Linked DNA regions of Mus musculus: region 2 is linked to region 1. Evidence: chromatin loops called from intact Hi-C (ENCODE). Cell type or tissue: gastrocnemius. All regions are shown on one strand. Links, peaks and the distances in the headings refer to the core of each region. The heading gives the core; the rest is flanking DNA. Region 1 overlaps Myl10 (myosin, light chain 10, regulatory). Region 2 overlaps Cux1 (cut-like homeobox 1).

What was found. A loop is a pair of places that touch in the nucleus more often than their neighbours do. Peaks named below come from ENCODE experiments on the same cell type or tissue, not always from the same donor. Only the 100,000 strongest peaks of a DNase experiment are listed, where the experiment ranks them.
Region 2: it touches region 1 in a loop (6-fold over the local background); 19 of 42 quality-filtered maps call a loop at or near these places.

The regions. Positions count from the first base shown.
Region 1 is chr5:136,698,969-136,713,834 of GRCm38, forward strand. It overlaps Myl10 (myosin, light chain 10, regulatory), which reads left to right. Exons shown (of 6, transcript NM_001303021.1): 5 at 1,734-1,782; 6 at 1,887-2,126. The coding sequence ends at 1,985. Among named protein-coding and RNA genes, the nearest start is that of Myl10, 13 kb to the left of the region's middle. In gastrocnemius, for the core only: a CTCF peak has its summit at 6,753 (motif pointing right); DNase peaks (open chromatin) are centred at 6,774 and 8,048.
Region 2 is chr5:136,251,845-136,266,710 of GRCm38, forward strand. It overlaps Cux1 (cut-like homeobox 1), which reads right to left. Exons shown (of 23, transcript NM_001291234.1): 23 at 14,566-14,866. It overlaps Gm30408 (a long non-coding RNA gene), which reads left to right. Exons shown (of 4, transcript XR_868600.2): 4 at 1-17. Among named protein-coding and RNA genes, the nearest start is that of Gm30408, 14 kb to the left of the region's middle. In gastrocnemius, for the core only: a CTCF peak has its summit at 7,176 (motif pointing right); a DNase peak (open chromatin) is centred at 7,232.

The DNA.
Region 1 (14,866 bases), core at 6,619-9,118:
TCTGTGTAGCCCTGGCTGTCCTGGAACTCACTTTGTAGACCAGGCTGGCCTCGAACTCAGAAATCTGCCTGCCTCTGCCTCCCGAGTGCTGGGATTAAAGGCACCAGCTTGTGTGCCTTCTTACATACTGTCCTCAAAGGCTGTGTGAGTCAGGCTCCCTGGAGCACAGAGGGAGCACCAAAGTGGGACATTGAACCAAACCTTCATCATTAGGCTCTGTGCTGATTCCTGAATCTCGAGGACTCAGAGAGGTACCAGGAGAAACCCCCTCCTGGCATGACCAGGACCATCTTATCTCCCACCAATATAAAGATAGGACTGAGGTGGGGGTAGGGAAGGAGTGTCCCCGAGGGACCAATTTTGGGAATGGAAGGAACAGTCCTGGGCTGTGGAAACCTAGCAGACAGGGCTGCTGGCCAGATAGGCCACAGAAATGGATCTGGTTGAAACAGAGTATATGCAAAGTCCCCATCGTTGGTAACCTGGAAACTGTGACTGTCCCATAGTAATAAACAATGGAAAATATGTGTGGCTCCTTAACCAGGGCCTGCTACCAACGGCGCCAGAGGATACCCTGAGAGCAGAGGCTCTGCTTAGCTCTCTGGTCCCATCCTTGCCCACAGAACCCCAGTGCTTGCAAACCTTTGCCAGCTGTGAAGGATGTAAATTATTGTGCAGAACTGGGTGCAGGCCTCACCTCTAGCAGTATTCTCCTTGATCCCTAAGGAATCAGGCCCAGCCCTGTCACGCCCCTCTTTGGGATGGCAGGGAAGTCATAAGCCCACCCCCCCCCAAAGTCTCGGTTTCTCACAAATAAAGGGGATTCTTGCACGAATGTCCCAGGTCTTCCATGAGAAGGCTGGACCACATCTTCCCATGATGCTTTTGGCCTTGAACAGTATGATGTAGTTTGGGAAATGCTGGAGGCCAAACACAAATAGCCAAAACCACAAGCTGGAAGAGGCATCAAGGAAAAGACAGGGATAGGGCAGGCGGGCAGGCGGGCAGGCAGGTCATTCCAGCTACTATAGAAGCTGGGGCAGGAGATTCAAGACCAACCTCAGCTACTAAGTAAGTTTGAGGCAAACCTGGGAAACTTAGTGAGAGATGTTTCAAAACAGAAAGTAGTGAGGACTCTGGATACAACTTGAGGGTAGAGCCCCTGCCTAGAATCCCCCAGGGAGGGGCTGGGGGCGTGGCTCAATGGTAGAGCCTCTGCCTAGAATCCCCCAGTGAGGGGCTGGGGGCGTGGCTCAATGATAGAGCCTCTGCCTAGAATCCCCCAGTGAGGGGCTGGGGGCGTGCCTCAATGGTAGAGCCCCTGCCTAGAATCCCCCAGTGAGGGGCTGGGGGCGTGGCTCAATGGTAGAGCACCTGCCCAGTGAGGGGCAGTAGAGCATTTGCCTTACATGGTCTAGGCCCCGGGTTCCACTCTCTCTGACAATGACAAAGAACTCCTCCCAAGAATCTAAGATTAGTTGTTAGCACACCATGGAAATCCGAGAAGTCTCCAAGTCACATCAGAGTCTCAAGTTTGTTTCATCTCCTCCCGGTTGTTGCTAGGAGGGTAGAGGTTGCAAGAGAAGCAGTTAGGGGTCAAAGAGATGCCTTGGGGCTGGGAGAACCAGCCCTAGACTGGGATCATCTGGGCTAGAGCTCCTCTAGAAACTTCATGTCCGGGTGGCCACCAGGCAGCTTTTCCACAAGACATGATGGCTTCTTTCTACCAACAGCATTAAGGAAAAGCTTATGACGCAGGCTGACCGGTTCAGTGAGGAGGAGGTGAGTGTGATCTTTTTGGGGGGGTAGACATTCCCATAACATCCATTGTTCTGACTTCTCCTTTCTTCAACAGTCCCTATGTAACCCTCAACTCCCTTTCCCAGGTCAAGCAGATGTTTGCAGCTTTCCCGCCAGATGTCTGTGGCAACTTAGACTACAGGAATCTGTGCTACGTCATCACACACGGCGAGGAGAAGGACTAGATGTGTCTCCTCCATACCTGGAGTCAGCCAAGATGGGGTTGGGTGGGCAGGGGGCAGTACAGGGCTATCATAGGTAGGGAAACAGTCTCCATCACCCCCGGAGTCCGGAGCTGAAGTGGGAATAAATAACACAGAGATGTGCGTCTGAGTGATGTTTGCGTGGTTAGCACTCTGGTTGGGAAGATGGTGAAACATTCCCTTCCACGCTAGTTTTTCCAAAACTCTTGGTTCCCTTGCTCTGCTCAGCTGTTCCTGATGAGCTGATATTTAAAAGTAATGGACATTTGTAATGCCCCTCATCTGGACCACAGGGCGTTGACTTCATTGGCGGGGGGGTTTTATTGAGCACCTAGCGTCTTTGAGTCTCCTGGATGAGACAGGGTTGTTCATGTGCAGGTCGTGAGGACTGTGGGGAGAAAGAGTCTCAGATGGACCAAAGCTGGGACAGGGTGTGAGTGGGATGGAGGGTGGGACCGAGAGGGAGAAACTTGGCAGAAGGAGCCGGGCAGAAGCGAAGTTAGGGAGGAGGGGAGATGGGTTCAGGGACATTAAAATGTAGGCAGAGAGCTCTCTACTTGCACGCATGGCATCAAAGATGGTCTACATGGGGCTAAAGGGGACCTCATTGTGATTAAAAACGTCTGCTCACCAAAAGACACCACTGAAGACACCAAAAGATCAGAGCGAGGACAGAGGAAGATTCTGGAGGCACATAGACCTCGACAAAGGTCTCATCTCCTCTGTGTGTGTTATACTTAAGTCTGCAAGGGAGTAATGGAAAATATGAGTTACTTTATTGTATGGGGGTGTGAATGCGTAGATGTTAAGGGACATATAGGGGAGTTGCTTCTCTCCTTCCACCATCGGGGTCCTGGGGATGAAATAAAGGTCTCATCTTGGCAGCAGGTAGAGAGCCCCTTTATTTCCTAAGCCACTAAACTGGCTCCCCTTCCCCCCCCCCCGCCCCGTAACAAGATGGCTGAGAACAACTTCAGAGAGGAAGGATTTATTTTGTCTCATACATTCCGAGTGTTCAGTGCAAGAAGATTGCAAGTTTGAGGTCAGCCTGGCCTGTAGGATCCTATCTCCAATAAGGAAAGCAACGGGAGGTGGGGAGGGGAGAGGGCAAGGCAGATAAACAGTCAGACAGACAGACTTAGGAAATAGGAATCCTTTGCCATTCTCTCAGGAGAGGGGGCAAGAGAGGTTCTCCCATCAGCCTGCAGCTCTTGGCCTGGGAGACAACTGAGTGGTCCACTAGAGAAGAGGCTGAGGCTGCTAGAAGAATCCTTCCTCTACCACAGCCCTGGCTGCCCCTTGCTTTCTAAGACTCACTTTCCTGGAAGTCATGAGTGGAGCCCTGTCTACACCGAAAACTTGTCAAACCTGTTTGTGTCCCACAGGAGGAGACAGAGCCAGGGCTACAGGGAGTGGGAGCCTCAGGCAATCTCTGACACCCCCTTACTTGAGACTGTCTGACAGCTTGGCCTGCCATACTGCAGGGGCCCTAGCTCACTAGGGACATGGGCAACCAGTGCAGAGGTCAAAAGGGGATCCGGCAGGTTAAAGAGGAAGTGTGTGTGGGAGGGGCATTCACTTCCTCGATCCTCAATCTTCCCTGTCCCTGCTCTCTGAGCCAGAGTACAATGGTGATCAATAAAACCAGTTCAAGCTGCATGGAATTCAAGAGGAACTTACAAGACTCCCCCTCTCAAGTTGAACAGTTAAAACTTGTGTGTAGCTGTGGCTTAGAGGTAGAGAGGCCCTGCCTAGAATACCCCAGAGAGGGGCTGGGGGCATGGCTCAGTGGTAGAGCCCCTGCCTAGAATCCTCCAGTGAGGGGCTAGGGGCGTGGCTCAGTGGTAGAGCCCCTGCCTAGAATCCCCCAGTGAGGGGCTGGGGGCGTGGCTCAGTGGTAGAGCCCCTGCCTAGAATCCCCCAGGGAGGGACTGGGGGCGTGGCTCAGTGGTAGAGCCCCTGCCTAGAATCCCCCAGGGAGGGGCTGGGGGCGTGGCTCAGTGGTAGAGCCCCTGCCTAGAATCCCCCAGTGAGGGGCTAGGGGCGTGGCTCAGTGGTAGAGCCCCTGCCTAGAATCCCCTAGTGAGGGGCTGGGGGTGTGGCTCAGTGGTAGAGCCCCTGCCTAGAATCCCCTAGTGAGGGGCTGGGGGCGTGGCTCAGTGGTAGAGCCCCTGCCTAGAATCCCCTAGTGAGGGGCTGGGGGTGTGGCTCAGTGGTAGAGCCCCTGCCTAGAATCCCCTAGTGAGGGGCTGGGGGCGTGGCTCAGTGGTAGAGCCTCTGCCTAGAATCCCCCAGGGAGGGGCTGGGGGCGTGGCTCAGTGGAAGAGCACCCACCTAGTCTACATAAAGCCCTGGGTTCAATCCTCAGTGCTGCAAAACAACTAAAACCAGATTAAGACCTTGCTGTACTTCTACTGTCTGTGCCACTCGCGCTGGACACAGGGCCTTTGCTTTGCTAGTTCTTCTGTTTGGAACTTTCTTCCACTCTATTACTCCAGCCTGGCTATGTGGTTGCAGCTCAGCTCAGCCCTGACAACTGCAATAGGTCAAAGCCCTTTCAGAAAATCAGATACTTAAAAATGTGTATTATTACTCGTGTGTGTGTGTGTGTGTGTGTGTGTGTGTGTGTGTGTGTGATGTCCACACACCTGTTTGCATGCTCATGTGGATGTCAGGAAGTTGTTTCACATATGGAAGTTGTTTTTGTCCTTCCTTAGGATAAAGTTGTCAGGCTCATGGACAACAAACACCTTCTCCCTACTGAGACAGCTAACTGAGCCACCAGGTACTTCTGTTGGGGAATTTTAAGTCCAAAAGGTTGGGATTCAAGTGGAGTTTTGATCACTACAATGCCCCTAGACCCCAAATGTAGGCTTGGTATATGGTAGAGTCTATTCAACCCTAGGATATCCAGAGAATCAGCCTGCAGCTGGGCTGCAGCCAGGCCCTATGGAGGCCACTACAGAGTTATGTGCCCCATGTGGCCAAACCTGGTACTGCATTCAGTTCCAGAGTCCTCCCTTGGGCTTCACCAAGCCTACCTGGCCAGTCTACTCTTCAGTCGTCCCATAAGAAGAATGAAGAAAGAACTCAAGTGTATCTTGGCGTCTTAGGGACTATCATGGCTCAGGATAGCAGCGAATCTGAGACTGAAGCCACTTTTCTGTTTTTTTCTTATAAAACTGGCCAAACTGGATCACCTAGAATGCCTGATGAACCCTAATCAGACCTGGGAGGCGATGGGCTGCAAGCCCAAACAGGCCTTTGGGTCCCCAGAGATCTGGGGCAAGGAATTGGCCCTGCCCTGGGCCTCAGCCTGCTCCCCCAACCAGCTGTATCTCATTGAGGATAATTAGCCCAGCCAGACGCCTGGCTCTCGGCCTCTCATTTTCCACTCAAGATCCATCCGCCGGGGGCCTTCGGACAGTGGCCCCACATATAAATCAAGAGGGGGTCGCTGTTAAGAGAGCAGGGACATTCTTTCCACCCATGTGGCTGGCTAAATTGTCTCCAAGAGCAGATTCTGTCTTGGCGCCCAATCAAGAATGGCCAAGGCCTTTGAAGGCCCTTCCAGGATGAACCCCAGGGGTTTGAAGCTGTCTGAGCAAGCGGCAATCTCTGTGGGAGCTTCTGCTGACCACAAGAGGGTGGGGCCTCTGAGGACGGTGGGACAACGTGATAGAAGAGGGACAGACCTCGCCTGACAGGAGGCACCCCCATTATGGAGACTCCATAGCAACTTTGGAGCTGACTGTATCTCGCTACATGTAAGTAAGGGCTCTGTCATTAAGCCACGCCCCCAGTCACTTACTTGGGGGTTCTAGGGCAGTGGTCTACATTGAGCTACACCCAGCCCCTTACTGGGGGATTCTAGGCAAAGCAGTTTATCAGTGAGCCCCGCTCAGCCCTTGCTGGGGCACTCAGGAATTCTACCACTGTCTCCCTCTCCTTATTTTTGCTCTGCCTGGGCTGCACCTTGAAGACCTATCTCAAAACTAAATAAATGTACGGCTAGGAGCACATCTCAGTCGTAGAACATGTGTGAGGACCGTGGCTTTGCTCACTGCCACTCCAAAAAGAAATAAATGAAAACAAATGGATATCCACACGTTGATATTAGTAAAAAAGATGGGATGTATACTTAGTGAGAATAAAAAATAGAATGACAAACATGACAGACCTAGGTCCTCTGCACATATGTTACAGTTGGGCAGCTTGGTCTTCATGTGGGCTGCTAACAGTGAGAGCAGGGGCTGTCTCTGGCTCTGTCATTTCCCTTCACACCCTTTCCTGCTACTGGGCTGCTCACCTCACCTCAATAGGAGAAGATGCACCTAGCCTTAGTGCAACGTGAGATGCTGAGGTTGGTTGGTATCCATGGGAGGCCTCCCCTTGTCTGAGGAGAAAGGGAGGAGGAGTGGAGGCAAGGCAGGGAGGACTGGACGGAGAGGGGGGAGGGGAAACTGTGGTCGAGATGTAAAGTAAATTAATTAAAATAAAAAATCACGAAAGTGGAATAGGAATCACTGAGATTTTGCTTGTGAGTTCTAGAGAAGAGGTCCTGGAGAGACTGTTAAAAGAGGACATTTTAGAATTTTCTGGAACACTGGTTCCAGAACTGTCATACTCCCCACTGAATCAGCATTTTAGTCTTGACACTAAATTTCTTTTTTTTTTTAATTTATTTTTATGTAAATGAATGCATGTTTGAGGGGCTGTGTCTGTGCACATGAGTGCAGTACCCAGAGAGGCCACAAGAGGGCTCTGTCTGGTATGGATGCTGAGAACTAAACTTGGGTCCTTCAGAAGGGAAGTACGTACTCTTTCCAGCTTCCTGAGCCCACTTTCTTTCAATAGTGAGGTTCGATCCTGAACCCCACAGTGTCTGGTTGGAGCCAGGGAATTGTGGCTGCTTACAGACAGAAAGACAGACTCCGGGGCATGTGTAGTTTATGATCTGGTATCAACATAAGCTTGGAGTTGATCCTGTAAAATAAACTTACTGGTGAATTAAATACCCGTTCAGGGCCATGGAGTCAAGCATTTTGCACATGACACGGGCCTATCCCGTGAAGTTTTTTGAAGCCACGCCCACCGTCCGTGCTTCATACTTGCTCCTAGTTTGTTGTGGGGTCTCTTATGCTGACCCCATGCTGGTTGTATGGGTGGGGTGTGGGTGTGGATGTGATTGGGGAATGAAGAGACTGGTTCCAGTGTCCTGAGAGTGGCGTGACAGGGTCGAGGCATACCTTTCTTTTTATATCTTCAACTTGTGTAGCCTATTAGCCTGGCTCAGTTGCCTCAGAAGACAGGGTTCTATTGGTGGCTGGGTAGCTCTGACACTCCGACCCTCAGCGCCCTCCTGGCCTTCCCATGATCCAACTACAATCATGGATTCCACAGCAGTCAAGGACAAAAGGGCACAGACAGTGGCTCTGGGACAAGGCTCGGAAGCCAGCTCCAGTCCCAGCTGCTGCCCGCCCCAACACCTCATCCTTACTCAAGACCTGTTATCCGAGTGCTGGGTGCTAATGTCTATGTTTGGAGAGGGTGGGGCACTGGGACCCAGACTTCTTGGTGCCATGGAGACACTGGATGGGAGTGGCTGGTGGGCGCAGGGGTGGGAGAAACAGGCCATGTGGAGCTATGGTAATCCAGAATTTAGCTTCAAAGCTTGTGCCTTCAACTTCATTGGAATGTCCACCCACAAGGGTGGGGACAAGCTAAGTCTGGCTCCCATCAAACTTCAGAGAGTTACTGTGTCTTGTTTGGCTGGGGACTGAGGAGACTGTCTCATGGGGTTACAGGTCGGGGATCTTAGTGGGCGTATATAGGGTCAGGAAACCCCAGTACAACCTCTTAGGCCATGTCTACTCTAGGTCACTGACTACCTGTTTGGGCCCTCATATCGCCCCCCAGAGAGATGGATGAGCGTCCCACCCACCACCCACCATGTGCACCCTCAGCTGGTACTTGCTGCCGGCCGCCCGGGTTAGAAACTCCAGTTGGCCTCGGTGAATGGAACGCACAAAGACCGCTTTTGTGGCTCCACAGCGCCATCTACTGGTTTTTGAGCCACCTTGCCTGGCTTCTGTTTCTCCCAGGCTTCTAGAGTCAACACAGCCACTCATAGCACAGGGTTTTAAAGTATAATTTTGAGGCAAACAAGTCTGAATGAGAGTTGTGGCTGCCTCAGTTACTGCTGAACCACAGACCTTAACCTCTTTAAGTTTCCTGGAAAAAAAAAAACTCGTGGGCTGGGCTCAGTCAGTAAAGCTTGCCTCGAAAGTATGTGGACCTGAGTCCCATTCCTAAAACCCATGTAAAAAGCCAGGTACTGAATCTGTGCTTAAGGTGGAGACAGGTTAACTCTTGGGCCTTGATGGCCAGACAGCCTAGCCTGATTGGCAAGTACCGGGTCAATGGGAGACTCTATCTCAGAGAGAGAGAGAGAGAGAGAGAGAGAGAGAGAGAGAGAGAGAGAGAGAGAGGTGTGACAATATCCTTGAGGAAGTCTTGAGGTTTCTTCTGGCCTCTACATGATCATGCATGCACCCTCACATACATGCACATACACAAACATGCATTTAAAAATAGCTTGCAAACTTATAGCGTGGTCTTTAAGCTTTCTACTGTGTGCACACAAGACCGCATCACAGCCCTGTAATTACATCTCTAACTTCAGGCGATAAGGACACTGAGGATACCCAGGGGATGGATGGAGGCTGCAGTGATACGTGGATAGAAGGCACCGGATTGCCAAAGCCCGCTGGATGCACACTTTCCCACAAATCCATCTGCCTTCAGCATCTTTGCCTCCGGGGCTTCCAAGAATCATGACACATGTCTTGATTTAGCCTCCAGCTTCGAGCCCCGGCTGCTTCCCATGACAAAGGTTCACTTGCATGCATGCGCACCTTCTCTTTCTCTTTTCTGAGACAGGATTTGTGTGTGTGTGTGTGTAGCCCTGGCCGTACTGGAATTAATCCATAGACCAAGCTAGCCTTGAATTTAGAGATCCCCCTGCCTCTGCCCTCCCCGGTGCTGGGATTAAAGGTGTGCACCATCACCACCCCACTTCTCAGTTTCATCTATTGCTGTGATAATAAAAAGATCTGACAAGAGCAACTTAGAAGAGTTTATGTCAGTTCATGGTCCCAGAGTTACAATCCATCCTATGGGGACATCACAGGGGCAGGAACACCGGAGACAGCTGGTCACATCACATCCACAGTCAGGAGCGGGGGGTGGGGCTGGGGTGTGGGGGAATGGGGTGGGGGGATGAATGCGCATGCGCGTAGTGCTCAGCCCGCTTTCGCTTTCTCTACTCTCAGTCCAGGCCTCAAATGGTGCTGTCCGCTTTTAAGCTGGGTCTTCCCACATCAATTAACACTGTCAAGATAATCTCCCACAAACATGCCCACAGGTCCATCCGAATGAGACAGTTCCTCGCTGAGACGCTCTTCCCAGGTGACTCTGGGACGTGACAAGCTGATAATTAAAACTAACCTGCACAATGGACATGGGAGGAAGTAACCTGTTTGGATCCAGATCTGTCCCTAGTGGAGCTCAGGGTCCTGAACAGCTCTTCTCTCTGTGATGGCTGGCTTCCTGTGTGGCAAGTGAATTGTCAGGGTCCTTTCGGCCGCTTCTACTGTCTAAGCCCTGTCCTGCTTCTCACGCTACTGTGGGTGGGAAGGTAGAGGACATACAATGGGAACCAGGAGCTCGGGACAATTCTCATCCGCACCCCACCCCCAAGCAGTGGGGGAGTCTGCATCCTGGAGTCTAGCCTGATTCAGCTTGGTGATATTCCACCTCTCTTGGAAGTCATGTCCGCGCCACCCCACCTTCCCCAGCTCAGCAGCTTCTTCTTACTGGAGCCTTAAAAGGGTTCCGGGAACAAAATACCTCTAAGGATCCACTTCCAGTGGCCTACTTCCTCCAGTATAAGCCCCGCCTCCTCCAATGCTTCCCCCCCCCCCCCCCCCACCAAGTAGCACCACCACCTGGGGATGTAGGCTTTAGCTCTCGGCCTGTGGAAGGGATTCCGTGTTCCAACTAAGGCTTGCCCGAGGCACCCTGCTGTGCGAGGCCTTCAGCTTGTCTTCCTGCTCACAGGGTGCTGTCCTGCTGCCTTCTTGCTGGTGTGGTCACGGTGGGAAAGGTGTAGTGATGCAGAGCAGTTGACATCAGAGTGGACAAAAAGACGCATCAGAAAGTATAATTGGTGGACAGGAAGCAGCAAGAGGCTGTCTGAGAGTGACATATGTTCAGAAAGCAAAGACTGCATCTGTCAGTAGCCCATGGTGTGGCTTTTTTTTTTTTTTTTTTTTTTTCGGGACAGAGATGTGACTCTTATATGCAGAGTCCCAAGGGTAGAGGAGATAGAGAACTGCTTATAGCTGGAAGAGAAGGAAACCAGCCTAGGTACTGGTGAGCAAGGCTGTCAGGGAGCCAGTAGCCAGCCTGTCATTGCTGCAGCTGCTCAAGAGGTAGGAGTGGGAGAAGGATTAAGCGAGGCTCCCAGAATCAGAAGACAGGATCTGGGGCCTCCAGTCAGTGCTGAATGGTCATGTGAACGGGGTTAGGAGTCTTCAAGGCCCCAGGAGTGTATATGAGGGCATTGACTCCCCAGAGGGGACAGATAGGAGCTTATACTCCAGTCTGCAAAGGTGGTGACAGAGGCCACTGATATGCACAGAGAGATGCCAGCCCTTGCCCTGTAAGGACTGGAAACACTAGAGGTTGCTAGCCTTTCCTCAAGGGTGGAGCTGTGGAGCCATCCCAAGAGGGCAGAGGGAATTGGTCGCTTGGCTGTCTGGGTTCCTTGTGTGTGTGTGTGTGTGTGTGTGTGTGAGAGAGAGAGAGAGAGAGAGAGAGAGAGAGAGAGAGAGAGAGAGAGATATGTTCTTGTGGAGAGCATGTGATGTGTGTGCACTGTGCCTGCATATGTGTACACATGACTGTGGAGGCCAGAGGTCAACCTTGGGTATCATTTCATAGGCACTGCTGATCTTACTTGTTTGAGACAGGGTCTCATGCTAGGACCTAGGGCTCATTGATTAAGGTAGGCTGGGTGGCCAGTGGGCTACAGGGACCCTGCCCCTATCTCTACTTCTTTAGTACTGGGATTCTACACACGCAACACCACATCCAGTTTTTTGGGGGGAGGTTGTTTTTGTTTTTGCTTTTTAATGTGAGTTCTGGGGAGTGAACCTGTGTCTTCATGCTTGTAAAACAAGCGCCTTACTGACTAAGCCATCTCCTCAGCTCCTTAGGTGCCCTCTCTTATGGGTCAGTATGGGTTCCTGATAGCCTCCAGCAGTTTCTGGACTAAGGAGTTTTGGTAGATTCTAGCTGTTCTCTTTAGGTCTCAGGGGTGCTGGCAGCCATTAAGGGACAAAATGCAGGTACACATTAGTCTAGAAGCAAAGTTCCTCTGACATTAGCTCTCAGTGGACACATTCTGGGGTGGAATCTAATGCCACCATGAAGTTTGTTGTTGTTGTTGTTGTTGCTGTTGTTGTTATTTTGTTTTATTTTTACATTTATTGTTTATCCACCTCATATGTGTCTGTATGCCCACACATATGTCATGGTATGTCTGTGGAGATCAAAGGACAAGTCAGATCTAGCCTTCCACCGTGTGTGTCCCCAGGGATCAAACTTAGAGTATCCAGTTTGGCAGAAAGCACATTTACCTGCAAAGCCATCTTGCCAGCCCCTCACCAGTGAGTTTTGCCAGAACTGACTGATTACCTCTGCGCCCCCCCCCAAAGGGAACAGGTTGGGTGTACCCATACTGCCCCATAAGCACCCAAGTATTTGTTCAGAGAACAGAATGTCAGCCAAGCCCAGGAACCCGAGACTTGTAACTATGTCCTCAATACTGGGTCATCAAAGGCTTCTAGGGGCCACTTGTCTGGTTTCCATGACATCATGGACCTTAAAGTGGCTCTCCCTATCCATGTGCCATGCATGAATGGGCCTCTTGTTCTCCCTAAAGCCATTATCGTCAGTGCTGGATCCCTGCCAGGGGCCAGGTGGGTCCTGGAGTGACTCAGGATGGGCGCCAAACATGTTCACGAGTCACAGCTGATGTTTCTGCAGCAGCAGTCTTAGCTGGCAGGTCTGTGGAGTGGATGCCACATTGTAGAGATCCAAGCTGTGAGCTACAGTGGGCACCTGGGGAGCTGGGTTGCCAACTCCTGCAAGGCACTGGATCTGCTTGTCTGCTGCTGGGCACTGACATCTGCCCTGGAGACTCAGAGGCATAGAAGGCCAGTGTAAGGTGAATAAGTTATTGGTCAGGTAAAGAGGGAGTGGGGCAAGAAGAGGAGCCCCGGGGCAATAGCCAGTACACTCCTCTGCAGAAGTTGGGGAGATCTGAGGTGTAGAGGTGGAGAGGAAGGCAGAATCGCAAGATGTATCCCAGGCTGGCCTTGAACTCACATTCCTCCTGCCTAAGCCTACTGAGTTCTGGGAGTTACAGGCCTGTGTCCTCACACTTGGTTTATTTCTGGCCATTTAAGCCTGATGACTTATACAAAAGCCAACAAGATGGCAACTGTTTGGAAGACTCCTATGACTCATTTTTTTTTTTAAGTAAATGAATCCTTAAAAAAAAAAAAAGTCCTTGGCTAAGGATGCTGCTCAGTTGGTGGGGGGTTTGCTTAGCAGGCAGGGATGCCTGGATTCCATCAGCACTGATGAGGTGGAGGTGAGAGAGTCAGGAATGCAGAGCCGGGGAGTTCAGAACCAGCGTGGCATACGGGAGACACATCTCTCTCTTTATATCAGGGCTGGAGAGATGCAGCATGTGGTGAGGAAGGGCTGCTTCTCCTGTAGGAGACTCGAGTTAAGTTCCCAGAAGCTCCGTCTAGTGACTCACAATCACCTGTAACTCTAGCTGCAGGTGTGTGTGTGTGTGTGTGTGTGTGTGTATGTGTGTGTATGTGTGTGTGTATGTGTGTGTATGTGTGTGTATGTGTGTGTATATGTGTGTATGTATGTGTGTGTATGTGTGTGTGTGCATGTGTGTGTATGTGTGTGTATGTGTGTGTATGTGTGTGTATATGTGTGTGTGTATGTGTGTGTATGTGTGTGTATATGTGTGTATGTATGTGTGTGTATGTGTGTGTATGTGTATGTGTGTGTGCATGTGTGTGTATGTGTGTGTGCATGTGTGTGTGCATGTGTGTGTGTATGTGTGTGTATGTGTGTGTATGTGTGTGTGCATGTGTGTGTGTGCATGTGTGTGTATGTGTGTGTGTGTGTATGTGTGTGTATGTGTGTGTGTGTATGTGTGTGTCCAGATTCCTCTTCTGGCCTCCCTGGGTCTGCATACATGTGGTATATAACACACACACACACACACACACACACACACTAAAAATAAATAAACACTTTCTTTTTTTTCAAGACAGGGTCTCACTGTCTTGGAACTTGCTTTGCAGACCAGGCTGGCCTCAAATTCAGAGATCCTCCTGCCTCTGCCTCTGTAAGTGCTGGGATTAGAGGTGTGAGCTGCTATGCCCAGCCTTTTTTTTTTTTTTTGTAAAGAAGAGTTAAGGCTCCAGACTCAGGTAGGTGGGAATCATACCGTGCACTGTGCACAGACTACAAGCCGGAAGCTTGAATGCAAACACAAGCAGAACTCGATGCTTCTCTGCACTTCAAATTTTCCTTATGGCGCAAATGCTTCCTCTCTGAGCTCTGGCCAAGATAACCAACCATAACAGCAGCCATTGTCAGTTCTGAATGCTTGGCCTGAGTCTTGGGGCAGAGTGGATGGGAAGCCAGCACTTGGCATTCTGGACTCTCCCATGTTCTTGTCTGTGAGATACCCATAGACACAGACACACACACAAACACACACATAAACATACAGACACACAAACACACTCACACACATATATACATACAGAGACACACAGATACACATTCACACACATAGACATATACACATACACACACAGACACACACACACAGATATACACACTCATACACACACACACAGATATACACACTCATACACACTCACACACACACAGATATACACACTCATACACACATACACACATTCACACACACATACCCCTAAATCAAAATTTAGAGGTTGGTGAAAGTTATGCGTTTGGAAGGCACAGGTTCAAGACAGGAGTAAGGTTGAGACAAAAGTTATGGCCCTTTCCTCTGATCTCTTGGCTTGCCTTTCCCCTTGGGCCTCTACCTGGGGGAAGCAAAAATGCAGAATCCAGAATGTAGAGCCAGAGTTAACAGAGCCACAGTCTAAGTTCAGCTGAGTCTGAGCTGTGCCATTAGGGGTTTGTAACAAAAAGACAGAGCTATTTATTTATTTGTTTGTTTATTTATTTATTTATTTAAAGAATGGTTGATTTTAGGCCCCTCCCTCTAAGCGGTAAGGGTATCATAAGGCAGAGGGAGGCTGGCGATGTGGTTCTGGGTCCCAGCACAATAGCTTCCTGGTTATGCTCTTGAGGGTCGTGTGTGTGTGTGTGTGTGTGTGTGTGTGTGTGTGTGTGTGCATGCGCACACCCCTTGAGGTCAGAGGACAACTTAGGGGGCCAGTTCTTACTTCCACTTCTGCAAATGCTGCCCCTTCCCTGTTCCACCATGTTTTGGGGGTCTGAGCTGATACTGAGACCTGCAGCTTACTGGCTGAGCTAGACTGGCTGGCCAGTTAACCTCCTGGGAATCCTCCTGTCTCCAGTCCCTCAGGGGTGGGTAGCAAGGGTGTATGCTCAAGTTTTTCTTCTGTCAGTCTTAGGGACCAAGCTAGTGTCCCCACCAGTGTGTGGCAATCACTGTGCACACCAGCCCTCCTGGTGTTTCTTCT
Region 2 (14,866 bases), core at 5,883-8,382, 450 kb before region 1:
TCATAGCAGCAGCAACATTGCAGTCATGAAGTAGCAATGAAAATAACTTTAAGGTTGGGGGTCACAACACGAGGAACTGTATGAAAGGGCGGCAGTACTGGGAAGGCTGAGAACCGCTGCTGTTCCTATTGGATAGATCACAGGGCCCCCAATGGAGGAACTAGAGAAAGTACCCAAGGAGCTAAAGAGATCTGCAACCCTGTAGGTGCAACATTATGAACTAACCAGTACCCCGGAGCTCTTGTCTCTAGCTGCATATGTATCAAAAGATGGCCTTGTCGGCCATCACTGGAAAGAGAGGCCCATTGGATTTGCAAACTTTATATGCCCCAGTACAGGGGAACGCCAGGGCCAAAAAGGGGGAGTGGGTGGGTAGGGGAGTGGGGGTGGGTGGGTATGGGGGACTTTTGGGATAGCATTGGAAATGTAAATGAGGAAGATACCTAATAAAAAATAAATAAATATGGGAAAAAAAAAAAGAACTGTTGCTGTTCACTGGCCCACAGTTTACATTACACCTGAGGGGTTCAGAGGTGGCCCAGCAGTTCGGGAGAGTGTGCATGAGAAGGCAGGACACAGGGAGCAAAGGACATTGTTTTATAGCTCTATGGCTGGGTCAGGCCCACAGACCCTCATGGAGGACTCTAGGCAGCACTGTACCCCGGAGCTACATTCTCAGCCCCAGAGTTCCTACTCACCCTCTTGCTGAAGGAGGAGAAAGGGTCCAGGCGTTCCTCGTATTGGGAGGAGTATCGCAGCTCCGTGTCGTCACTGCCGATACCCTGCATGGAGAAAGAGGGTACACGCAGTCAGTCATCAGGGGTTTGGGAGTCTGGGCTCCAGGGAGGACAGGATTAGAACTGGAGGGGAGGGCGGCAGGGCGCCAGTGCTAATAGGACCAGCATGTTGTGGCACGGGCCAGGGTGTGTGTGTGTGTGTGTGTGCGCGCGTGTGTGGGTATGTGTAGGGGGGAAGGGGACGAGGGTGGGGAGGCGGGTCACAGTTCCACTGGGGAGCTAAATCTTAGAAAGGCTGGAATGTACAAGTCACAGTTCCCAGTGGGAGGGGCAGTTTTGTGTATGTGTGTTTTCGGGAACCTTGAACTTCCGGCCTTTAGTGATCCTCTTGTCTCGGCCTCCCAAGAAGTTAGGGCCACAGGTGAGTGCCGCTGAGCTAGCTACGCGGAAAGGGCCTGAGGTAGCCAGGAGGCGCTTTTCCTAACAGCCCCTGGAGGCTCTGGTTTGCGGAACCCGGGTGCCCTCTAGTGGCCTAAAGAGGGCTGTTGCTTCATTTGGGTGGGAATGGGTCTTATTAAGGCCACAGACATCCCAGCTTCCTCTCTCCCTCAGTTTCTTTTCTTTTCTGTGTCTCTGTGTACATGCGCGCGTGCACACGTATGCACGCGTACATGTGCAAGCACGGAGGCCCTGAGGTCAGGAGTCTTCCTCGATTATACTCCACTTATTCACTGAGGCAAGAGCTCTCGCTCGAACTACAGCTTGTCTTTACAGCTAGCCGAGCTAAAGCTTGCCCCTCTGCCTTCGGAATTCTGGACTTACAGGCAGGCTGCCACGCCTAGCTGCCATTTACGTGGGAGCCAGGGATCTGAACTCTAGTCCACAGGTTTGCATGGCAAGCATCTCACCCCTGGAGCCATCTCCCCCAGCTCTTTTCCTACCTTCTGCCTTCCCTGAGCTGCGGAAGGGGTTTCTGTGTGCATGGTGGACCCTGCCTGGGAGGCCTGGGGCCTCGAAAAAGCCACCACAACAAACAGGCTTCTAGCCTTTTCTGTTCATTGTTTTTGGGGTGTGCATTATAGATGGTCTTTATATTTTTTGTTTTTTTCTAAAATGTAGTTTTTGTGTGTATGTGTGGTTTGCCTACATGTATGTGTGTGTGCCACACGTGTGCAGTGCCCACAGAAGTCAGAAAATAGTGTCTCTCCAACGATTGTAATCCGTTTTTTAGACAGAGTCTCATTAGGAAGTCTAGGCTGGACTCCAATTAGTGAGCCTCCCATGTCTGCCTTCCACCATCTTCAGGTACTATGCACGGAGCAGACAGCTGACAGGTGGGAAGGGAGGTGTGTATCTTTGGGGGTCCCCCTGGTGCTGACCACCCAGTGGATTACTGCTTAACGCTCCCTGATCTTGCCCCACACGCCATCCATAGTTTCTCTGGGAAGAAGAGGAGCACGTGTGGGGTGGGGGTGGGGGACTCACTCTGCCAGGGTAACTCTGCAGGAACTTGATCTTCTCAAAGAGTTTGATGTTGTCAGCGCGCAGGCTGTCCAGCTCGCTCTGCAGGGCCTGGATGGTGTGCTGGGCCATGCGGCTCTCCTGGGAATGGGGGCAGGGCAAAGATGGACAAAGGTGAGATGTGAGGGCTTCATTTGCCTGGGGCCTTTTCTGTGTCTTGGTGTGTGAATATTTGCATGTAAAAGTGTGTGTGTGTCTGTGGATGCTAGAGATGGGTTCTGGGGATTGAACTTAGGTCCTCATGTTTGCACAGTGAACACTTTACCCGCTGAGCATCTCCCCAGCCTCTCATGGGCCTGAAGTGCTGACTCTCCTCACAGATGCCCCAGCTAGAAAGTCTTTTTGCAGGAAAGTCAATTTCTTCATATTTGAATTTTCTATTTGTTATGTTTGGGTCATTTAAAATGGCATTTTAAGAAGATTTACTTTTATTTTATGTGTATGAGTATATGGCTCACACAGAGGCCAGAACAGGGTATCAGATTCCCCTGGGGATGAAGTTACAGACAGTTGTGGATTGCCAGGCAACTGGGAAATGAACCTGGCTCCTCCTCAAGAGCAGTAAGTACTCTCAACCTCTGAGCCACCTCTCCAGCCTTATGTTTTGGATCCTTATGCCTTTCAGAGATTGTGTGCTGAAGGCTTATTCTCCAGTCTAGGGGGGTATTGAGAGGGGAGAACCTTGAGAAGGCGGGGCCTCATGGGAACAAGCTATGCGATTGGAGGTGTGCACCTGGAGAGAATACGGAGACTCCAACCCTTCCTATTTCATTGCTTACTGGCAGCCATAAAATAAGCAGCTTGCCTTTATCATATGCGTCTCCATGATATGCTGCCTGGCCACAGCCCAAGGCAACCATGCTAACCCAGAACATATCGAAAGGTCTGAAACCATGACCTCCCCTCCCAAACCTCTCCTCCTCTACACCCCATCTTTTTTGCTTTTAGTCCTGGGGATGGAACCTAAGGCCTTATATTATGCCAGGCAGGTGCTCTACCACTGAGCCACGCCCCCAGCCCCTCCCTGGGGGATTCTAGGCAGGTGCTCTACCACTGAGCCACGCCCCCAGCCCCTCCCTGGGGGATTCTAGGCAGGTGCTCTACCACTGAGCCACGCCCCCAGCCCCTCCCTGGGGGATTCTAGGCAGGGGCTCTACCACTGAGCCACGCCCCCAGCCCCTCCCTGGGGGATTCTAGGCGGGGCTCTACCACTGAGCCACGCCCCCAGCCCCTCCCTGGGGGATTCTAGGCAGGGGCTCTACCACTGAGCCACGCCCCCAGCCCCTCATTGGGGGATTCTAGGCAGGAGCTCTACCACTGAGCCACGCCCCCAGCCCCTCACTGGGGGAATCTAGGCTGGGGCTCTACCACTGAGCCACGCCCCCAGCCCCCTCATTGGGGGATTCTAGGCAGGGGCTCTACTGCTGAGCCACGCCCCCAGCCCCTCACTGGTTGATTCTAGGCAGGGGCTCTACCACTGAGCCACATCCCCAGCCCCTCCCTGGGGGATTCTAGGCAGGGGCTATTCTGTTGAGGCACATCCCAGCCCTACCACTGACTTATATCTTCAGCCTTTTCTTTTCTTGAAACAGGGTCTTTCTAAATTGCCCAGGCTGGCTTTGAATTTAAGATATTCTGTTTCAGCCTCTTCAGAAAATGGGATTATAGACCTGTGCCACCAGTCCTGGCATAAAATCCTTTCTTATTGGGGTCAGCCATACTCTCTCCCATCCATTCTTTTTTCCCATTTTCCAACGTGCTGCAGATTTCCTCTGTGGATGGTTGAACCCGGTGGCTTTGTGCCTGAGTGGCCCAGGTACACTCTACTGCACTCCTGCTCATAGCATCTGTGGGTATTCCAGGCAGTCTGGTGCCCACCCTTGGGTCTTGTGTTCTATATCTCCTTCTTCCAACCCTGAAAAAAATCCCCAGTGTTCTTTACTTTGAGTTCGTGAATACTTCTTAAAGCCCAAAGTGGCACAGCCTCCTCCAGGAAGTCTCAACTGCATGGAGTACATCTAATCCTATTGCCAGTTCAGTATCTGTTGTTTTCCCCAAGCCTATGTCTTTCTACATTTGTGTCCTCAGATTTGAAGCCTACGGGGAACAGGAAGTAGGGTGGGACTCACGGCTTCCAGCTCTTGGTTCCGGGTGCGGAAACGTTCCCTTTGGCTGGAGATGATGGAAAGCAGGGAGTCCACCTGGCCTTCTGGAAGGGTCCCACTGGATGACATTGAGGGTCCTAGGAGATCGCAGGAAACGGCTTGGGTGTCATGGTGGTACCCTGCCCCCATCTGTACTGACAGAGAGCCAGGTCCCAACATTTCCTTCCCATGACTTGAGCTAAATGGGACCTTGCATCATGTCTGGTGAGCTGCGGTGGGGGTGCCCCATCTAAGATCTGTGATGTCCTACAATAGCTCCAAATGCAGCAGTGGAGATGGTGACAGTGGTGGGGGTGGAATGCCAGAGAAACACGGGCACGCTGAAGGCTCTGGGGAGCTAGGAGCAGCCCACAGCACCCTTTCCTGAGGTCACTGGCAAGCCATAGAGACAGAGGCTGCATTGCTGGGACAGGCCCCTTCTTGCTTGGAGGGAGAACATAAACTTTGGGAATCTGAGTTCCTAACAGGCTCCAAGGGCTTTCCTTGGCCCCTAACTCCTTGGGTGAGTGTTATTTGGCCAGGCCTTCCTCACCATAGAACAGAGCTGTAGCTTCCTTGATGGGTTCTGGAATCTTCTCTAGGCCTTGCTCGGAAGCTCCCTGCAGGGTAAAAAGGAAAAGATAAGCCTTATTTGCAGCACGGTGGGGGACTTTCCAGGGTGGGCAGTGTCACTGTGGGAGCTGGAGCTCGTGAGTCTGCTGGCCTGGACCAGACACAGCGTGTGCACAGGGCCCACTGCAGCTCTGGCGGCCGGGGTCCGGCAGCCTGCTTCCCCCCTGGCCACACACTGCCCTGGTGTGTAAGGCTTTACTACTGTGACCTAGGGTCTTCCGGCTTCCCTCTCCAGCATGGTTTTTCATCCCTCATAGGACAGGTGGCAGGCCAGCGAGGTGGCTCAGCAGGTAAGTCAGTCTCTAGAACCACACGGTGGAAGGAGAGAACTCACTCCTGCCAGTTGTCCTCTGGCCTCCACAAGAGCCCTGATAGGTTACTCTGTCTCTGTCTCTCTCTCATACACATATAGGAATGAATGAATGAATGAATGAATGAATAAATGAACAAGTGAATGAATGAATACATTTAATTTAATAAAATTAAAATGAGGGGCTGAAGAGATGGCTAGGATGTTAAGGGGCTGCTCTTCTAGAGGCCCCAGACTCAATTCCCAGCATCCACACATGGGCAGCTCAGAAATGTCCCAGACTCTAGTTCCCGGGGATCCGATGCCCTTTTCTGGACTCTGCATGCACATAGTGCAGACATACATGCAGGCAATAGCCATATGTTAAAAAAAAAAAGCCTCAAAAATCAAAAGGACAAGTGGCCCCTTTAGGTGCCAGTGTTCACAGGACAAGGGTCCATCAGCTATGCAGCTGGGCCCGTGTGACCTTGCTTTGCCTCTGACCAGAACTTTTAGTGCCTGGACACAAGCTAGTGCCGACCTCACGGTGCTGTCTACTAGTCAGAGTAAACCATGTGGCATCAGCCGTGAGGTTGGAAAAAAGGTGGCCTGCACGGGGCAATAAAACCCCGTGGGGAGGCCAGGGAGATGGCTGCAGACTTGGAAAGTCAGTACTTCTGGGTTCCGCGACACACACGGGGGTGAGAGTGGGTGCGCAGTGAGCAGGCCAGGCGGGAGGCTCACCTCGGCATCAGGCCGTTGGATGGACTGGATGGTGCTGAGGTCCTGCTCCAAGCGAGCGATCAGCTCCTTCTGCTCAACAGCCTTGGCTGTGGCCTCAGTGAGGTGGATCTGCAGCTCCGCACAGCGCCCTGTGGTGAAAGGAAGATGCGGCCATCAGAGGAGTCCAGGGACACAGGGATCCTAGGTACCTTGCAGACAAACCCAAGTTTGAAAGCATGAATGCCCGAGGGCTCTGATTGCTTCCTCCACACCCGCACTGCCCCACAGCCTGGCGCCCCAGGATACTCGGAGGAAGGAGGGGATGAGGTACATTGGGCCAGGCAGGGAGCTGTCCCAACTTGAGAACGCCCCACACGCATGTTGTAGTCTCCACTGCATCAACCTCAGATGCAATGGTGAAGACAAAGGTAGTGTGATAGTGGGTTGGCCACCCAATGTCCCCTGACCTGTAACCCTGTTCTTTCTCCTAAGAGCAGGGTTTTAGCAAGAAAGCACCTACTGATCTTTACTCCCTCTCCTCTTGATGCTACAGATAGAACCCAAGGCCTTGAACATTTAACATGCTGGAAAAACTCTGTACTGCTGAGCCACGCCCCCAGCCCCTCACTGGGGGATTCTAGGCAGGGGCTCTACCACTGAGCCACGCCCCCAGCCCCTCACTGGGGGATTCTAGGCAGGGGCTCTACCACTGAACCACGCCCCCAGCCCCTCCCTGGGGGATTCTAGGCAGGAGCTCTACCACTGAGCCACGCCCCCAGCCCCTCAATTGGGGATTCCACTGAGTGTTCTTTGTACCTCCACTTTTTGGCAGGTGCATCACTTTTTCTGTCTTTCATTTGCAAAACCTGTTACAGGAGGGTGCTGGAGAGATGGGCTAAGTCTTTAAGAGTCCTTGCAAGATGGCCTAGGTTCAGTTTCTAGCATCCACATGGTGGCATCTGTAACTCTAGTTCCAGGGGACCCGACACCCTTATCTGACCTCTGCAGGCACCAGGCACACATGTGGTGCACATACACATGGAGGTAAAACACTTATACATATTAAACAAGTGAATAAATGAATGAAACAAAGCCCTGACAATAAATTTTATTCTAAGTCCCGCCCATGACCACCAGGGGGCAGTGTACTCTCAGACGTCCCAAGGCTCCTGTCCTGACAGGAAACTGTTTAAGTTCTGGTTAGCTTTAGTGCTTCGTCTGGCAAGCAGGAGTGTGTGAGCATGCGGGCTGGGCTCTGGGCCCTGGGCTGAGGGTGGCTCACTGTTACCCCAGTGAGCACCCCCTTCTGCACCCTGATGGTCTGACCCATGGGGAGAGACGGATGGCACAGGCTTTACAGGACACTCTGGGCCTGTTCCCACACGCTCCCCACTGCTCAGACTCTGAATGGCTGTCATTCTATTGGGCTACAAGGTTAGGTGGGATTGATGGAAGTAAGGAGGTGACAGGCTGGAGGGCAAGACTAAGTTTAGGCGTTGGTGACCCTCGTCGGGAGAGGGACCAATGTCATGGCCTGCTGGCCTGGTGCATAATCCTTTGACCCAGGCCAGTGGAAGCACTGTAGAATCTACCTCCTCACTGAATGGTGCAAATTTAAGAGAGCGGATAGACAGAAGCATCAAGACAGAGGGAGAAGACAGCCACTGAAAGCCAACAGGGCTCTGGGTATCATTTACAGAGTGAAAGACAGACAGGTGGAAGGAAGGGATTGGCTCAGTTTCTGAATATCCACCAACTGGTCCCATACCAAAGGACCTGTGCCCTGGGCTAGGGGCATGGGGCTGAGGGAACTTATACTGAAACAACCGCTACCCACCCTGAGCGACCGTGGGTTCCTACAAGTGTGCAAATTATCACGGGATTACCAGGGACCCAGGGAACCCTGCTGCCTAGGGTGTGGATGAGACACTTTGGCCCACTTGTCTTATTTGTCACCAGTCTGTGGCCATTTCAGCATGGGAATGACTCAAGACTTCCAGAGGTGCCCATGGACACAGAAGAGGTGTGGCGAGTCAAGAGGGTTGCTGGGAGTGGGAGGAAGGCAGGTCCTTGTGAGGAGCAGAGACATGCTGGCCACATATAAAGCGCCCCAAGAGCAGACACTCAGGCCTTAGGCTGGCCCGGGTCAGCTGGAGGCAGGGCCTGCTCGCCAGTGAACAATGTGTTGGGCTGGCCTGAGATCTTGCCACTGTGGCTGAAAATGTTCCCTGATAGTGTGGCAGCAGTGACGGGTTCTTGGTTAGGGATGAAGGTCTGGGGGTGGGGTGGGGTGGGGGCAGTCCCTGAAGACATGGCTTTGGGGGATGCTGAGTGGTTGGACCAGGCGTGCTGAACAGGAGGCTGGCAGAGCAGGGCAGGGAGCTTGTGGGGTGAGTCCGAAGGGACAGGGTCTAGGGTACTCTGTGTTGCCACCTGTCACTCCACACAGGGAGGAGAAGCCTGACACCTGTGATGAGAATAACATACATCAAACTTGACAGGGTCTAGACTCATCTAGGAAACCTCCCCCAGGTGTATCTGTGAGGGGGTTTCTAGACCGTGTTGACCGAAGAGGGAAGACCCACCCTGAATGTGGGCAGTGCCATCCCATGGCCTGGTGTCTCACTCTGCATGAAAAGGAGAAAATGAGCTGAGCGCCAACACTCATCTCTCTCTGACGCCATGTCTCCTCTGCTATGAAGGATTAGACTCTGAGCCCAAATACACTCCTCCCTTAAGTTCCTTTTGTCTGGTATTTTGTTGTAGCAATGAGGAAAGTAACTTGTACAGCACCCTGCTGGATCTTACTTAGAGAGAATGATGGCTGAGCCTGCCTTGTTGGTTGGAGGCAGGGGCATGTATACCAACGTGCTTTGGCCATGTGTCAGGAAGGGAAGGTCCTGAGCTGGAATTCTAGGCTTTCTCTCTAGGGAGTTCATGACCTTGGGCAAACTCTCTGACTTGGGCAGGTCAACTTCAGGGCGACAGTAGGAGGGGCGTTTGACCTCAGGAGAGGAAGTATATGAAGCTGGAACCCTCACATGGGGAAGGTGTGGGCAGCAGCTCAGCATGGCTCGTGAAGGGTGAAGCACCTGTGATTGGCTAGGGAGTCCTTGGATCTGGGGATCTGAGATTACACATGGAGGCTGGAGAGACCCTGGCTTAGGGTGGCTGAAGGCAGTGTGGCGGGGAAAGGCAAAGACTCAAGAATGGTAGGTGAGGTGTGAACTCTTGGAGGGAGTATGTTCAGGCCCAGTGGTAGGGGGACAGCCCATGAATAAAGAGAGGGCGTGGTGTCTTGAGCTGAGGGCTGGAGAGCTGTTGGCAAGGGTATGGTTTGGTTCACACAGGGAGCTCAGACCAGCCAGAATGTAGAAGAAGAGCTTTGCACATCTGCAGTGACAGGAGAGAGTTGGTGTCCAGTGGTGGGTAGCATTCCTGAGCAAGAAGGTGCTGGGAAGCAAGGAGTATACTGGGTAGAGTGTGATGAGGGCCTGTCGGGGGGGTGGGTTGGGGGGGGGGAAGGCTGACTTCCTACCCCCTACAAGGGTCTGTGGAACCTCGTCTCCTGGAAGAATCTGGAAGGGCTTCCTAAGGATGTACATTTCACAGAGGTAAAGAAAGAGGAATACTATCAAGGCTGGGACCTAAGGAGGCCAGACTCTGATATAAAGCAGAGGCATGAAGGGTTGAGTGTGATATATCACACTTGTAATCATAGTGTAGCAGGGTTGCGAGGTCCTGGCCAGCCAGGGCTACACAGTGAGACCCTGTCTCAAATAAAACAAGGGCTAACCAAGGCTATAGCACGGCTAGAGCAGTCAGTGTTTGCTTAGAATCTTTCTCCCAACCCCTAATCCATTGGGGGCCTGGGGGTGTGGCTCAGTGATAGAGCCTGTGACCTGGAATTCCCCACTGACGGAGAGCTGGAGTTGTAGCTCGGCCATAGGACACTTGTGTAGAAGCCCTTAGCGAGAGGTTAGGGATGTGACTTGCCTAGCACCCACAAGGCTCATGGCTCCATCTCTAGCGCCACAAAATAAAAATAAAAATAAAAATGGGGAATAGAATCAAGACACAAGGAGGCTGCAGATTGGTCAAGTGCAAGAACGTTATCACAGTAGGATCAGAGAGGCATAGTGCTGTAGTCATGGCTATTCTGATGGCAGGGGACTCTGCTGTGTTAAATTAGCTTCCTGCAGGCCAGGTAGGGGTGGGGTGGGGGTGGGGTAGCTAATCAATGCACATTGTGGTCGCCTTTACCTTGAATCTACAAGGCCTCATGAACACTGAGGAATGCCTACCAAGTTATTTTGCCTGCAAATGCCCCAGTGTGCTTGTTAAATGCCCTTAACAAATCGCCCCCATTGGTCCCACTAAAGGGACCTGTCTACTCTCCAATGCCTATCTCCTTAAGATCACCAACTGGACTCTGCTGTACACTACCTTACCACTCACAAGCCCTGTCTATGGCTAAGTTGCATCAGCATCTTGCATCAGCAGTGAGCACCAGGTACTCAACTCTGCCAGCCGCTCCCCAGGAGGCCTGGTTGCTGTTGCTCTCGGCTAAGTTCTGAGTGCTACTCGGGCAAAGGTCTCACACACTCTTTCTTTCTTATCACTGCTGGTTATCATAGACCTTATCTATATGCCTGGGGTTATCTGTTGTATAGCTCCCTTGTCCATTTGTCTGTCTCTGAGACAGGGTCTTACTCAGCTGACCTCAGACTCATAGTGGCCTTCAGTTTGGTATTTAACATGTATCTCAGTCTTAGAAGGTCTGAACTTGAACTTGCTTCTCTTTCCTCCTGGTATCTGCTTTCTCCAGTACCAGCCTCTGCTTCTTGGCCCTATGTGTCCTGGCCAACTCTTTGTAGCTATCTAGCAGTGGTTCAGACAAAGCCTTAGTCATTGCTGTCTTCTATTGCATCTTAGGCTGGCAGTCCTGGGAATTGAATGTAGGGCCTCAAATATGCTAAACAAACTCTCAACTACTGAGTCCTGCCCCAGCCTCACTGGGGGATTCTAGGCAGGGGCTCTACCACTGAGCCTGTGGTCCCTCACTGGAGAATCCTGAGGAAGTGCTCTGCTGCTGAGCCACACCTGTAGCCCCACCATTTCTGGCCCTACATGCTCCTAGAATGGCTTAGTAATGGCAGACCCAGCTCTCTGCCACCTTATGGGAACCATGGTGAACCATGGGACCAATGGGTTTTGTCCTCTCACCAGTGCTGGCCAGCCCCTGAGATGTTCTGTCAAATGCAGTGGACAGAATGCATACAGACAGTTCTCTTGTATATACTGCCCTACTCCACACTCCCTCCCTGTATATCTATCTGTAACTGTACTTTCTCAGAGCATCTTATTAAGCCTTAATGGTTCTTAACCTTTCTTATGCTGCGACCCTTTAATACAGATCCTCATGTTGTGGTGACCCCCAACCATAACATGATTTCATTGTCACCTCATAACTGTAATATTGCTACTGTCCCGAATATGATGTATCTGATATGCAGGTTATCTGATATGCGACCTCCAGGGGGGCTGAGAACCACTGCATTAAAGCCTCTAATTTGATTCAGACCCACTTATCCTTAGAGAAGGCAGTATAAAGCCTATTCCTGGAGAGCTGGCAACGTGCCTACAGTGGGTGAGTCTCCCAGCTGCAGCCTGGAACCTTTCTATCCACTTTTGCCTCCCAAGTTGGCAGTTTATAAAACAGCTCTACAAAAACACATGCAAAGTTGGGTATCGCAGCACATGCCAGGAGACAAGAAGCCTAGCACTTGGGAGGTGTAGGCAGGAGGATCAAGTGTCCTCACCTATATAGCAAGTTTCATACTAGCCTGGGGCACCTGCCTTCAAGCAAGCAAGCAAGCAAGCAAGCAAGCAAACAAACTAGTTAAACTGACTGTAAGTAGGTACTCAGTTGGTAAAGTGCTTACCATCCCAAAACCCATACACACACACACACACACACACACACACACACACACACACACACACACACACACACACATTTAAAGCCAGCTGTGGGGCTCGGGCAAGAGCTCACTGGTTAATAGCACTGACTGCTCTTCCGGAGAACCCAGGTTCAATTCCCAGCACTCACATGGTGACCCACAACCATCTGTAACTTCAGTTCCAATGCCCTCTTATGGCCACCTTGAGCACCTGGCATGCACATGGTATATAGACAAAGGCAAAACACCTACATGTATAGAATCTAAAAAAAGAAAAAAGCTGGGCTGGAGAGATGGCTCAGTGGTTAAGAGCGCCGCCTGCTCTTCCTGAAGGTCATGAGTTCAAATCCCAGCAACCACATGGTGGCTCACAACCATCCGTAACGAGATCAGACTCCCTCTTCTGGAGTGTCTGAAGACAGCTACAGTGTACTTACATATAATAATAAATAAATCTTAAAAAAAAAAAGAAAGAAAAAAGCCAGGTACAGAGGTGGGTTTGTTGTGAGCCACCATGTGGTTGCTGGGATTTGAACTCCAGACCTTCGGAAGAGCAGTCGGGTGCTCTTACCCACTGAGCCATCTCACCAGCCCCAGAGGTGAGTCTGTAATCTCAGGGCTAGGGAGATGGACACAGGCAGATAGATCCCTGGGGCTCTCCAGGCAGCCGGGTTAGCTCCAGGCCAATAAGAGATTACGTTAAAACACTTGGGGAAGCTTTCTGGGAAACATAAATTGTTTAATTCAATTCAGTTAATAGATATTTTGTTCTGAGATGGAATCTTACTTAGATGTGGCTGGTCTTATACTACATTGCCAACAGTGGCTTCACACTCTTGACCTTCCTGCCCTAGCCCAGAAAATGTGGGATTACAGGCATGGGTTGTCACCATGGCTTTGGTTAAGATATCTTTAGAAAGAGGGAGGTTGGGGCTAGAGAGATGGCTCAGCAGTTAAGAGCACTGGCTGCCTTTTGAGAGCACATGAGTTCAGTTTGCAGTACCCACATGGTAGCTCACAACTGTTGGTAACTCAAGTTCCAGGAGATATGATACACTCTTCTGGCCTCCTTAGGCACCGGGTATATATGTGGTACACAGATATACATGTGGGCAAAACATACACACACACACACACACACACACACACACACACACACACACACACACACACACACACTTTTAAGTGGGGGCATCCCTAAACCTAGGTAAGAGGTTTGAGTTGATGAGTAGCCCTAAATGTATCCAATACCACCTTGTAAGGCTCAGGTGGTTTCCGGATAATTTCCCAATGGAAGGGGACTAGTGCTTGGAGACAATGACACTGATAAATTATGTCCCTTGAGTGTCTGAATGAAGCTTGGGGCTCCTAGGCGGAGGGGAGGAGAGCTTGCAGAACTGGACAGTACACAGATCTATGAGTAGGCAAAACACACACATAGCGTAAATAGAAGTCTTAAAAAAGGACCAATCCCAATACTGTTAACATTTGTGCTGAAGGCTTCCAGCATGGAGAGAATACTCCTTTTGTATATAAGCATTTTATGTTACAATCCCAGGCTTACTGCCGGCATGTGTATGGCCTTTGATAAGGCTTCACTCCTTTTCCAGACAGGACTGGTAACTCTGACTAAAGATACCACACTTCCCTGCAGGATTTACCCCATCAGGTGCCCCCCAGGAAACACCCCGTGATGTCACTCAAATCCCTTGGCAACCCCTGAATGATGACTTCGACCCCCCCCCCCGCCCCCGCCAGCTCCCCATAGAACTCAGTAACCGAGTGACGCTCTTGAAAGAAGCACCTTCCTCGAGCGCCTCCTCGTCTCTTCTCTTAACCTTTGGGCCTAAGAGCTGAATGGGCAATGGTGAGGCCAGCAAGATGGCTCGTTGGGTAAAGGTGCTTGCCACAAAGCCTGAGGACCAAAGTTCGACCCATGGAAGGAGAGAAATGACTCTCATAAGTTGCCCCCTGTCTCCCACAGGTGACACCCATGTACCCATATATGCACTGAATTTAAAAAACATTTTTTTAATGACTATCAGCTCCACCTAAACTGTCTTATCCCAACTTCTTTTCTGCAGGGAAGCCACCAACCTGGTTCTCCCTGAGTTGAGGTCCCTAGAGATAACAGAACTCTGGCTCCTTGGGGTGACAATGTATCTTTGTTCTTGTCATCCCTGACAATATCCTGAGGTGAGGGCCACACTCAGCCACAGCAGAGACCAGTGGCCCTCGTAACAGGCCTGCAAGACAGGCCAGGATGTCCCTTCATGGTGACAGACAAGGAGGCAGAGACCCGAGGTGTGTGCTTGTTTCAAAGATACAGGGGCAGAGAGTGACTCAAGCAGACAGGCAGGCAGGCGTTTGGGCCTGCTCACTGGGTACAGGAACCTGCCAACACCCAGGCTTCTCCCAGCATTATCTAAGAGCCATGTGACAACAGGGCTTGCAGGGAGTGAATGATGACTGAGGTGCCCATTGGACCTGTGTCTAAGAGGCGGTTGCTGTTCCTCAGCGTGGAGAAATCTTCAATAAAAACAGCCCACACGCGCTTGTGTTTGTATAAAAGATATTTACTTCAATTATCACACCTAGGGTGCTAGTGAATAATAATACATGGTGTGAGCTTCGGTGATATTGCTTCTCCGTATCATAATAGGGACCGTTGGACAGTGCAGAGAACAAACATTTCGTATGGCTAACCAAAGACAAGGGACGGCGCTGAGGGGCCGACGGGTGCCTCCCCCACCCCCACGCCAGCTGGGACCAACTTTTAAATGCCGAAAACAAATCACAAGAAAATCAAGACTGTGATAGGAGATGGTCACAGCAACACAAGGCTTCTCAAAACTA